Regions from separate parts of the Homo sapiens genome. Here region 2 is linked to region 1. Evidence: chromatin loops called from intact Hi-C (ENCODE). Cell type or tissue: IMR-90. All regions are shown on one strand. Region 1 overlaps PDE4D (phosphodiesterase 4D). Region 2 overlaps PDE4D (phosphodiesterase 4D).

What was found. Peaks named below come from ENCODE experiments on the same cell type or tissue, not always from the same donor. Only the 100,000 strongest peaks of a DNase experiment are listed, where the experiment ranks them.
Region 2: a loop joins it to region 1, with 3.0 times the contacts of the local background. A loop is called at or near these places in 6 of 110 quality-filtered maps.

What each region holds. Positions count from the first base shown.
Region 1 is chr5:59,172,227-59,177,226 of GRCh38, reverse strand. All of the region lies in intron 5 of PDE4D (phosphodiesterase 4D), which reads left to right. Among named protein-coding and RNA genes, the nearest start is that of PDE4D-AS1, 130 kb to the right of the region's middle. In IMR-90, CTCF peaks have their summits at 2,797 (motif pointing right) and 3,483; a DNase peak (open chromatin) is centred at 2,816.
Region 2 is chr5:59,096,317-59,101,316 of GRCh38, reverse strand. All of the region lies in intron 5 of PDE4D (phosphodiesterase 4D), which reads left to right. Among named protein-coding and RNA genes, the nearest start is that of PDE4D-AS1, 59 kb to the right of the region's middle. In IMR-90, no CTCF peak of the experiment used is centred here; DNase peaks (open chromatin) are centred at 1,906 and 3,966; H3K27ac peaks cover 631 bases.

The sequences.
Region 1 (5,000 bases):
CTAGGTTGCATCAGTGCCCTTTGTAAAGGCACTAGTCTCATTTGTGAGTGTTGAGTGCTCCACCCTCACGACCTAATCACCTCCCACAGGCCCGGCCTCCAAATACCAACACATATTGGGTTAGGATATTGAAATGAATTTTAGGGGCACACAAGCACTCATTCCGTAACAAGGGGGTAATGGAAAGAATAGGACAAAGACACAAACGAAGGAAAGGGAACAGTGAGAGAAAGGCAAGCTTGCAAGATCATGAGAGGAAAACTTGTGGGTCCTTAAATTGGCCAAAATGGATGCGCTTGCTTTGTGCCCATCAAAATGGGGTCTCCTCCTGCTCCCAGCACTGTCTCCTTTATTCTCATCACAATTCACAGACGCTGGTAGCTTTGTGATAGAGATGATACACTGTTGTTCAGGATGAATTTCTAAGTCTAAGAACTCACTTTTGAGTCATAGTTGTTTGAAGGAGAAATATTAATTCTCTATCACTTTTCTGTAAACCAACTCTAATTTTTAAAAAAGAAGAGTTAAGAACTTCAGCAGTCTACATATCACATACCATGCTTTCTAAGGAGTTGTCACATAGAATTTACAATACCCTCTTCCTCTTTTCAAGGTTATTGCATTTGACATGTATTAAAGCCAGGAGAATTTGATTTTTTTTTTTTTTTCTTGAGATAGAGTTTTGCTCTTATCGCCCAGGCTGGAGTGCAGTGGCGCGATCTGAGGCTCACTGCAACCTCCGCCTCCTGGGTTCAAGCAATTCTCCTGCCTCAGCCTCCCAAGTAGCTGGGATTACAGATGCCCACCACCACGCCCGGCTAACTTTTTGTGTTTTTAGTAGAGACAGGGTTTCACTGTGTTAGCCAGGATGGTCTTGAACTCCTGACCTCAGGTGATCCACCCACCTTGGCCTCCCAAAATGCTGGGATTACAGGCATGAGCCACCACACCTGGCCGAGAGTTTGATTTTATAGCATTAGGGTTTTAAAGCTAGGTTTTAAAGGTAGGTCACTGGCCAGTTTTTATTTCAATATATAGTAGGTAAACATACAGGTCTAAAATGATCTAACAATTCCTTAAAAGTAAGGCTTTGAAGTTTGCATTTATAAAAGAGACTTAAATAGCTCTTTTGCTCTTTAGTGTGATATGACAAAGATGATGTGTGGCATTTGGAGCCTGAATGTGAACCCAGTCTCTCCTTTTTGCTTCATTTCCTCATTTTGGAGATTTGAGTACCTAACACTTAGGACTGTTGCAAGAATTCAAGGAGATAAGTTATATAAAAGGATAGAGTTCAAGTTGGGCATGGTGGCACACCCCTATAATCCCGGCTACTCAGGAGACCAAGGTGGGAGGACTGCTTGAGCTCAGGAATTCAAGACCAGCCTGGGCAATGTAATGAGACCCTGTCTCCTAAAGTAAAAAAAAAAAAAAAAAAAAAAAAATGGAGGCCGGGCATGGTGGCTCATGCCTGTAATCCCAGCACTTTGGGAGGCCAAGGCGGGTGGATCACCAGGTCAGGAGTTCAAGACCAGCCTGGCCAAGATGGTGAAACCCCGTCTCTATTAAAATACAAAAATTAGCCAGGCGTGGTGGCAGGTGCCTGTAATCCCAGCTACTCGGGAGGCTGAGACAGGAAATCGCTTGAACTCTGAGGGCGGAGGTTGCAGTGAGCCGAGATCAGGCCACTGCTCTTCGGCCTGGGTGACAGAGTGAGACACCGTCTCAAAAAAAAAAAAAAAAAAAAAAAAAAAAGAAAGAAAAATGGATAGAGTTCCGAATGTGATGAGGAACTCACCAAGTGTTTCTTCCTATAACCCTGTCCCAATGCCTGACATTTTTTTGTTCCTAAAGCTAATTTAAAAACTGGTAGAATAGAGGTAACAGAGAATATTGGTATGTCAGCTTCTTTGGTACATTTCATTTATGATTTTGTTTTCACACAGTCATGGCATGACATTTTTAGTAATCCTTTTATCATTTAGAGTAAGGCTCACCTACATACGTCCTTAATGTGTGGTGCACACCAGAAGTAAAGAGTGCATTGGAACATGAGAGGGTGGCAAAGAGTCAGAGATGCCCAAGCCATACCTGCACTGGGACAGTGATCCCATTTTTGAAGTACAGCCATGTAGCTTGGAGCACAGTCCTTCCTTGTAAGCATTTCATTTTCGAACAACCTTAGCTCAAGGCAAGCATTCTGCAGCCATCTCATTAAATGTTACATCTTCACAATACCATTTTCAATGCTTCTGAATTTCCATATTTCCAATATGTTTATTTAATCATCCTCAATTAGAGGATTTTCATGCAAGGACACAACTCTAAAGAAAACGTATTTAAATATCTTTATTTTAAAGATGAAAAAACTGAGACCTAGTGAGAGAGGGTGCTGCTTAGTGACAATGCCAGGAATAAACATGTGGTTCCTTTTTCGAGTCCATGGTCCTTCTTACACCTTTATAAAGTAAAATAAACCATTAGATTCGGGTGGCCTTTATACCCACCGTGGAAGTATATGCTTTAGAGAAAGTAAATGAAGTATTAATACTAACTCCTGAGTAATAGATGTGGCATTGTATTATTTGTATATGAGCTTGAAAATTTCTCATCCCAACCTCTCACTGGACATATCTCTGTAGTTATAGCTATTTTGATTATATCTACTGCTTATACCCCAGAGGCATAGAGACCAGCACCCTAAAGCAAAAGACTTCTGGATTTTGACTTTGGAAAATACAAATTCTTCTACAGGAGCGGTGAAACTAGTACAGCTGCCTGCTCTTTACCTGTAGGGGGAGACACATGATGCAGTGACAAGCATAGAACAGCACAGAAGTGGTTTTAGTCCAGAAAATAAATAAATAAGTAAATTGGTCTAAGTCTTCATTCCTTTTTGTATTTTTTTACCCTGAAGATTCATGGCTTCATTAAAAACAGTAAGTGCATTCTAAATAGAATTTAGTCAATTGGCACGTAGAAAATTAAAAAGTAAACTATCCAAATAATGCTAGTCTGTCAAAACACAATGAGAAGAAATTTAATCTTATATGTTTGTTGTTCTAAAGCACAAGCAGTTTCTAAGAATTAATAAGGGGGAAAAACAATAATGATATTTAATTGGGACAATTATTTTTTTGTTATCTGGGCTAATCACTTAATGCTTTGAGCTTATCGAATGAAAGAAACTAAGCAACTATTTCATGGTGACAATAAGGATGCTGGCTACTTACTTAGATCTGCCTTTTAAATCTGTGTGTGTGTGATAAAAGCAAGTAGTATATATAGTTTTTTAAAAAGAAATATAGAGAGATCTAATAGATGGGAGCAAGAACCATATAAAGAAGGCAAAAGGGATCTACATGAGAGAAATATGTAAGTCCTCAGGAGATACTGAAGTAAAACATGTGTTGTGTCAGTGTATAGGGAAGACAAGAGACCCAGCCATTGCCAGAGAAGCCCTACTTCCTCATCAACCACCAGCAGGCAGCAGCTTCATGCTGTAGTTCTTTTTTTCCTTTAATAGAATAAAGATTGTGGCCACACTTTAATAATTGCCAGAAATATGTGTTCATTAAGCTTTTTAAGAAATGTGATCGAAAAATGCTGATGATACATTGTGTTTAATAGCTTTAATAAAAAACTGATAAAGCATCTAATACATCTAATGACTGTCGGATTTCCTAAATCTTTTAAGCTGAAGGAGTTTACTTTTACAAAAATCCTCATTGAAAAAGAATCTTCCGGTAAAAACATTGAACTGAAAGATTTGCATAAATGCATGGAGTATTACTATTTATTAGTTAAACTTATGATCTTTTAGAGCAGTAAAAGTCAGTTCTCTTTCTTACAAATGAATTTGTTTTGGCCTTTTATGCTTTTATTTAATGAGTAGAGCCATACCTATTAATATATAAAAAGATCAGATCTGACACCGTGGCTTTTTGACCAGGAATTGATTGAAGTTAGACTTGTTTTAAGAATAGTGAAAACAAGGGCTATGTCCTAATTATGAGGGGAAATAATTTAATTGTGTCTCTCTTGTCTGAATATCTGATTTGGATGCTTTGTTATAACTTTAATTGAAATAATTAAATGGGGCTCATGTTCATTTAGCCTAGCAAAAAGGTGATGAGCTAGCATATATGTTAAAAACCCAGCTTTCCTCTTAGTAGTTGTCTAATTTTGGTCAATGTACTTAAATTCTCCAAGTTTTGGGGGTATTCTTTATCAGTAAATTCTAATTCAGTGCTTAACATAGTACTTGGTACTCAGAATGTATTCAACAAATGTTACTTATCATTATTGCTATAATATTATTATTATTATTATCTGCTTGGTCAACAGTATTTTCCATGCACCTTATATATGGCATGCATACGCTCTGGAGGTAAAATGTGACTACTGGTTCAAGAAATTTACAAAGTAAGGGAGAAGGAATTATAAATAGTTAAGTACTAGCTAAATGCCATGATTGAAGCCTTTATATTTTTTATTTTAATTAATTAATTAATTTTTAGAAATAGGGCCTCACTCTGTTGCCCAGGCTGGAGTGAAGTGGTACGATCTTGTCTCATTGCAACCTCCGCCTCCCAGTCTCCAGCAATCCTCCCACCTCAGCCTCCTGAGTAGCTGGGACTACAGGCATGCACCACCACGTGTGCATAATTTTTTATTTTATTTTTTGTATTTTTTGTAGAGGCGGCGTTTTGCCGTGTTGCCCAGGCTGATCTGGAACTCCTAGGCTCAAGCAATCTGCCCACCTTGGCCTCCCAAAGTGCTGGGATTATAGGCATGAGCCACAGAGCCTGGACTGAAACCTCTTTAAATATATATATTTATATAAATATATATTATATATAATATATACAAAATATATAATATATAATATATTATATATTATATATTTTATAAAATTATATATATTTCTTATATAAATATATATTTCTTATAAATTGTATAAATATATATTTATTATATATTATATACATATTTATTAT
Region 2 (5,000 bases), 76 kb after region 1:
AGGAGAAAAGAGACTTTCTCACTTTGTCCCACAATTAGAAGTACTGAGGAAACCCATGAGAATGGATGAAAAAGGGCAGTCCCATGGTGTATTGTCGGGAGAGAATGCTGATACGGCGGGCCCTAGAGGGATTAATGTATCTGTGTAGAGGAAGGGGAAACCTAAGCTGCCTGCTCAAGAAGAGCATCTTAGATTGTTGAGTGAGGGCTGATCTTTACTAAATGAGTTAAATCAAAGAGCCAAACTCTTGGAGTCCAAGGCTGGGCATGGAGACCCAAACCAGCAAGGACACAGGTCTGGACAGGACCATTGTTCACTGTGATACCACATGGCAGTGGCAGAAGCCTTCATACCAATTGCCGTCCTCTCTACACCTGAAGTTTAGAAGCACGACTCTGCTTTAGACTGAATAATCCCTGAGGTTCTTGGGTTATTTGAAAGAGGGGTAGTTTTCAAAAAGAGAGATATTAGATTTCCTATTGAAAGGGCAGCCCTGGTCTCCAGTGATTAACTGGAAAAACAAAAGAGATATAACAATTTTTACATCTAAGTACTGTGCTAGCTTCTGTGGATCTAGAATCAAATGAGACAAGATGTAGTATGACAAGCAGTTAGACTCTCAAGAAAATCATTCAAGTCTGTTTAGGAAAACTGACATTCATTCATTCAGCAAACTATTGAGTAGCTCCTGTGCATCAGAACCTGTATTCACAGTCAACTGAAATAAACACAATTTCTACACGAGTGGAGTTTTCCAAATAGACTAAGATGTCATAATGGACTGTGTGTAGAGTAATGTTCAAGTTTTTTTTGTTTAAGCTTCCCCATCCCCCAGAAAATACTGGATATATATAGCAAAACCTTTCATGGATAATAATTGACATATACCTTGGAGACCATTTGGAATCTCCATAAACGAAAGAAGAAAGGGCATTTCAGACAAAGGGAACTACATGTACAAAGTCACAGGCATGTAGAAAAAGATGAATGTTTCGGAGTAACTTACAGTATGTAGGGCGCAAACAGAGGAAATGGCAAGGAATAAGACTATGTGAGAAAGCAAGTTAGGGCGACCTTATTAAAAAGTTTATAGACAGTGGCGCACCGCCAAAGATGTAGAAATGTGGCTTGCTGTGTTCTGTATTTTGGAGCAATCACTCGGGTACCCTGTGTTGTGAGTAGGGGTGAAAGAAGAGAATCAGTGGAACCATGGGAAGCAGTTTGGGAGATAGGTTGGAAAAATATTGGAATGTTCTAAGCATGACATTGTGAAAGAATGCTAGAATCTTTTTCATATGAGGGGTGTTATGGAAAATAAAGAAAGTATTGGCCCTGCCCTCAAGAAGCTTGGAACATAAAAGAAGTAAAACATGAGAGCAGGGCCTAATAATGTATCTCAAAGTGCTGAAGGAAGCATATGCATTATAGAAGTTCTCATCCTGGACTGTGGTTTGTTGAGAATGCAGCTGGGTGGAGTCTGAGGAAGTAAGTGATGGCCATAATCGAAGAAGAGATAAGAGGTAAGAGCAATGGCTTAAAAGCAAAAAAGCCTCAAAACATTCAAACTTCCTTTGTATAATAGTGGATGTTATTTTGAGAATGTCAGTTTCAGGAGATACCATAATCATGTGTTTGTCTGTATTTAAAAAGCCACCACCATAAAAGATCTAGAGTCACTCATGAAGTTCAAGTACCAATTTTTACCCATGAGTGTGGAACATTCTGCTCTTTTACAAACAGTAACTCGTACTGTCACATTTTGCGGCGCATCTCTCATTTTGTTGGTTATTTAGTGGCCATGTAAACATGTACATGACTTGTGGTGAATATGGTGATTCTCACTTTATAACCAAAGAGGGTGGATGTTACAGCATATGAGCAGTTATGACTGTAAAGCCTGAAGTGTGAGTCACAGGGTCTGACCCAGGTAGTAAGATGTGTTATTTGTTCATGTTGGTTAGCTGAATTTCCTGGGCTGACCTCACTGAAGTTTGCTCCAGTAAAGAACCGGATCTTTACTGATAGATCAAGGATCTGAATTCTGCACCTAGTTCTTTGGCTAACCAGTTGTGTCCTTTGGGGGAAATTTCTTAATCTTTCTGCTCTCCATTTCCCTTTCTGTAAGTAAGGGATTAGACCAAATTCCATCCAGGATTGAGAAATTCTATGGTGTGACAAAGACTGCTGGTGCTGACTGAATATCCTTACAGATTTGTTCATTTAGTAACCAATATAATAAAGATGACTGACTGAATCTTAATTATATTGGGTGACATCTGCCTAGTCAAAAGATTGCATTTCTCAGGCTTTCTAAGAGATTGATGCAGCCAACTACATGTTAGCAGAGGGAGCTCCTGCCTAGAAGCACTCACTTTTACTCCTCCTCCCGTTTGTGTAGTAGTGATTTGGTGCTGGTGCTGGCTGGAGCATCAGTAGCCATCTTGTAACCTAAATGGCAGAATTGAGAATGGAAGCCATGTGTTACGGATGGTGGATCAGAAAGATAATAGGAACCTAGGTCCCTGATAAACATGGTGTCACCATTCCAACCTTGACCTGTTTCTAGATTATTTTCTTTACTTTTCTTTTTCCTTTCCTCTTTTTTTTTTTTTTTTTTTTGAGTCTTTCTCTGTCACCCAGGCTGGAGTGTAGTGGTGTGATCAGGGCTTACTGCAGCCTTAGCCTCCTGCACTCAAGCAATTCTCCCACTTCAGCCTCACGAGTAGCTGGAACCACAGGTGCATGCCACCATACCCAGCAATTTTTTTTTTTTTAATTTTTTGTAGAGATGAGGTCTCACTATGTTACCCAGGCTGGTCTCAAACTCATGTACTCAAGTGATCCTCTTGCCTTGGCTTCCCAAAGTGCTGGGATTAAAGGCATGAGCCAACATGCCCAGGCTACATTTTCTTAATATGAGATAAAAATAAACCTCTTTCTTATTGAAGCCATTACTAGATGCCTAATTCACTTTCTAACTAACATATTAGCATCAGATTATCTTTATGTAATTTCCATTGCTAGGTTTTCTCTTTGCAGTATTGGAGACAATAGCTTACCAACTAGCTTGGGAACTTCTTAGTGCTATTAGAGTTTCAACACAATTTACCAAATTTCTAAAATTATTTAGTTATTGGATATATGAAAACATAATCACCATATGTGAAGAAAAAACCACCAATGTTTAGTACAAAAATTGGGAGGGGGAATATTATATTAGAGAAAGTTTATTAATCCAGAAAACCACAGAATTTAAAAAATATTGGAAGTTGGGAATTTGGGAGTTAAAGGTACATTTGATCTTTGGTTAATGGCAAGTTCACATTTTATAATAGGATGTAAAACCCTATTTCTCACTGCACCTGTACTTTGATCTTCTTGTCTGTCATTGCAATGTGATTATGAGGATTACTGGGTCACTCTCAGCCTAAGATGTTTTTGTGACTTAATTTTCTAGGAGAGGAAGGGGATCATTAAAGGATATCATTAAAAGGAGAGACACAAGGCTTGTAATTGACCTTCCTTGAAAGTAGTCCCATCTGGAAGATTTTATCAGTAAACATTTATCAGTGTATTTGGCTTTTAAGCAGACTCTTCTCCTCTTGTCTTTGAAACAAACAGGCAAAGGCTAAAAAGGAACACGTTAGTGCTCAAAGTTTGCTTCTTGTGCATGCTGAATGGGAAGAAAAATAATATTTAAGAAAAAAGCTTTCTTCTAAGTTAATTACATGATTCTTTTTTCAGTTTTGCTTCAATGTTTCTGTTTGCCAAATTTTAATTGGCAAGTTATGGTGTTCTTCAATGATTATGCCTTGGTGTGATTTGCTTGGATGTGTGTTTAGAGAGTGGAGGGTAGAAGGGATGAGATTTTTGTGAAATACAGTGAGCAGGGGCTTAGAAAACCTACTGCAGTTCTCTGTGTGACTAAGCCCAGCACTAGTCTGAAACTTCGTATTGTACTTCTCTGGAATGCAATAACTATCGTCAGGAAGACAAACGTTGCTGTGGCTTAAATAAAATAAACTGACATGATGTATTACCAGTCAAAATAAATTACCCAAACAGTCTTGTAAAGTTGTGTTTTTTGGTCATCAGAACTGCCTCATTATTCATGTGTCTGTTTGTCTCTTTGGTTAGTTTTGCTTGTTGACTTGCATGTATCAATGATCACAATCCTTGTCATTTGCCAATTCCATATAAACTTTCAGAAAGTGAAAATTGCTTTTAAGAAATTTATTTTGAAGTTTCTACTTATATTTACCCACATAATGCCCCTCACTGATAGCCAGCTTTGTTTCTTCCATTCCTTTGAGAATACTCCCTAGTGAATTTAAAGAGTAAAATCTGATGTTGTGGATTATAATATTATACACCAATAAGTGGTTGTTACACACTTGTGTCCACACTTGGTAAGATGTCCTTGTGGATGTATCTCTTCTATGTATAGTATATTAATGGCTTTATCCGCCATTTAATGTGGTTCCCATGAGGTTTAGGTAGACCATAGATACTGTTTCAATTAGAACACTTCATGAGGATTTAGTTTCTCTGTCTATGGGTCCTGTATCTGAACTCTCCATTTTTATTCTTTTGTTTGTTTTTTGTTTTGTTTTCTCCCTGATGCCTGATATCAGAAGAACTCTCCATTTTTGGCTTCATTCTCTGCTCTATCCACATGAGACAGACCAATGTCTGCAATCTAGTGCCATACCTTTCCAGGTTTTTTATGTCCAACAAAAAAAGAGAGCATCTCTTTCTAGTAGCTCCCACATAATTAAGGGTATAGCCCCTCTCCTGAACCAATCAGTCAATCACAGTGGTCCCATCTGACCATGGGGATGTTCCCCAAAGGAAATCAGGGTGTTATTTTTCAAAAGGAAGAAGAAATAAATGCTGGACCTTCATAACAACCAATTGCCCACTAAAAGTGCAGTCATATTTCTTGATGAAATAGAACCTCTCCTTGTATACTGGGCTCCATGACACATTGATCATGGTTA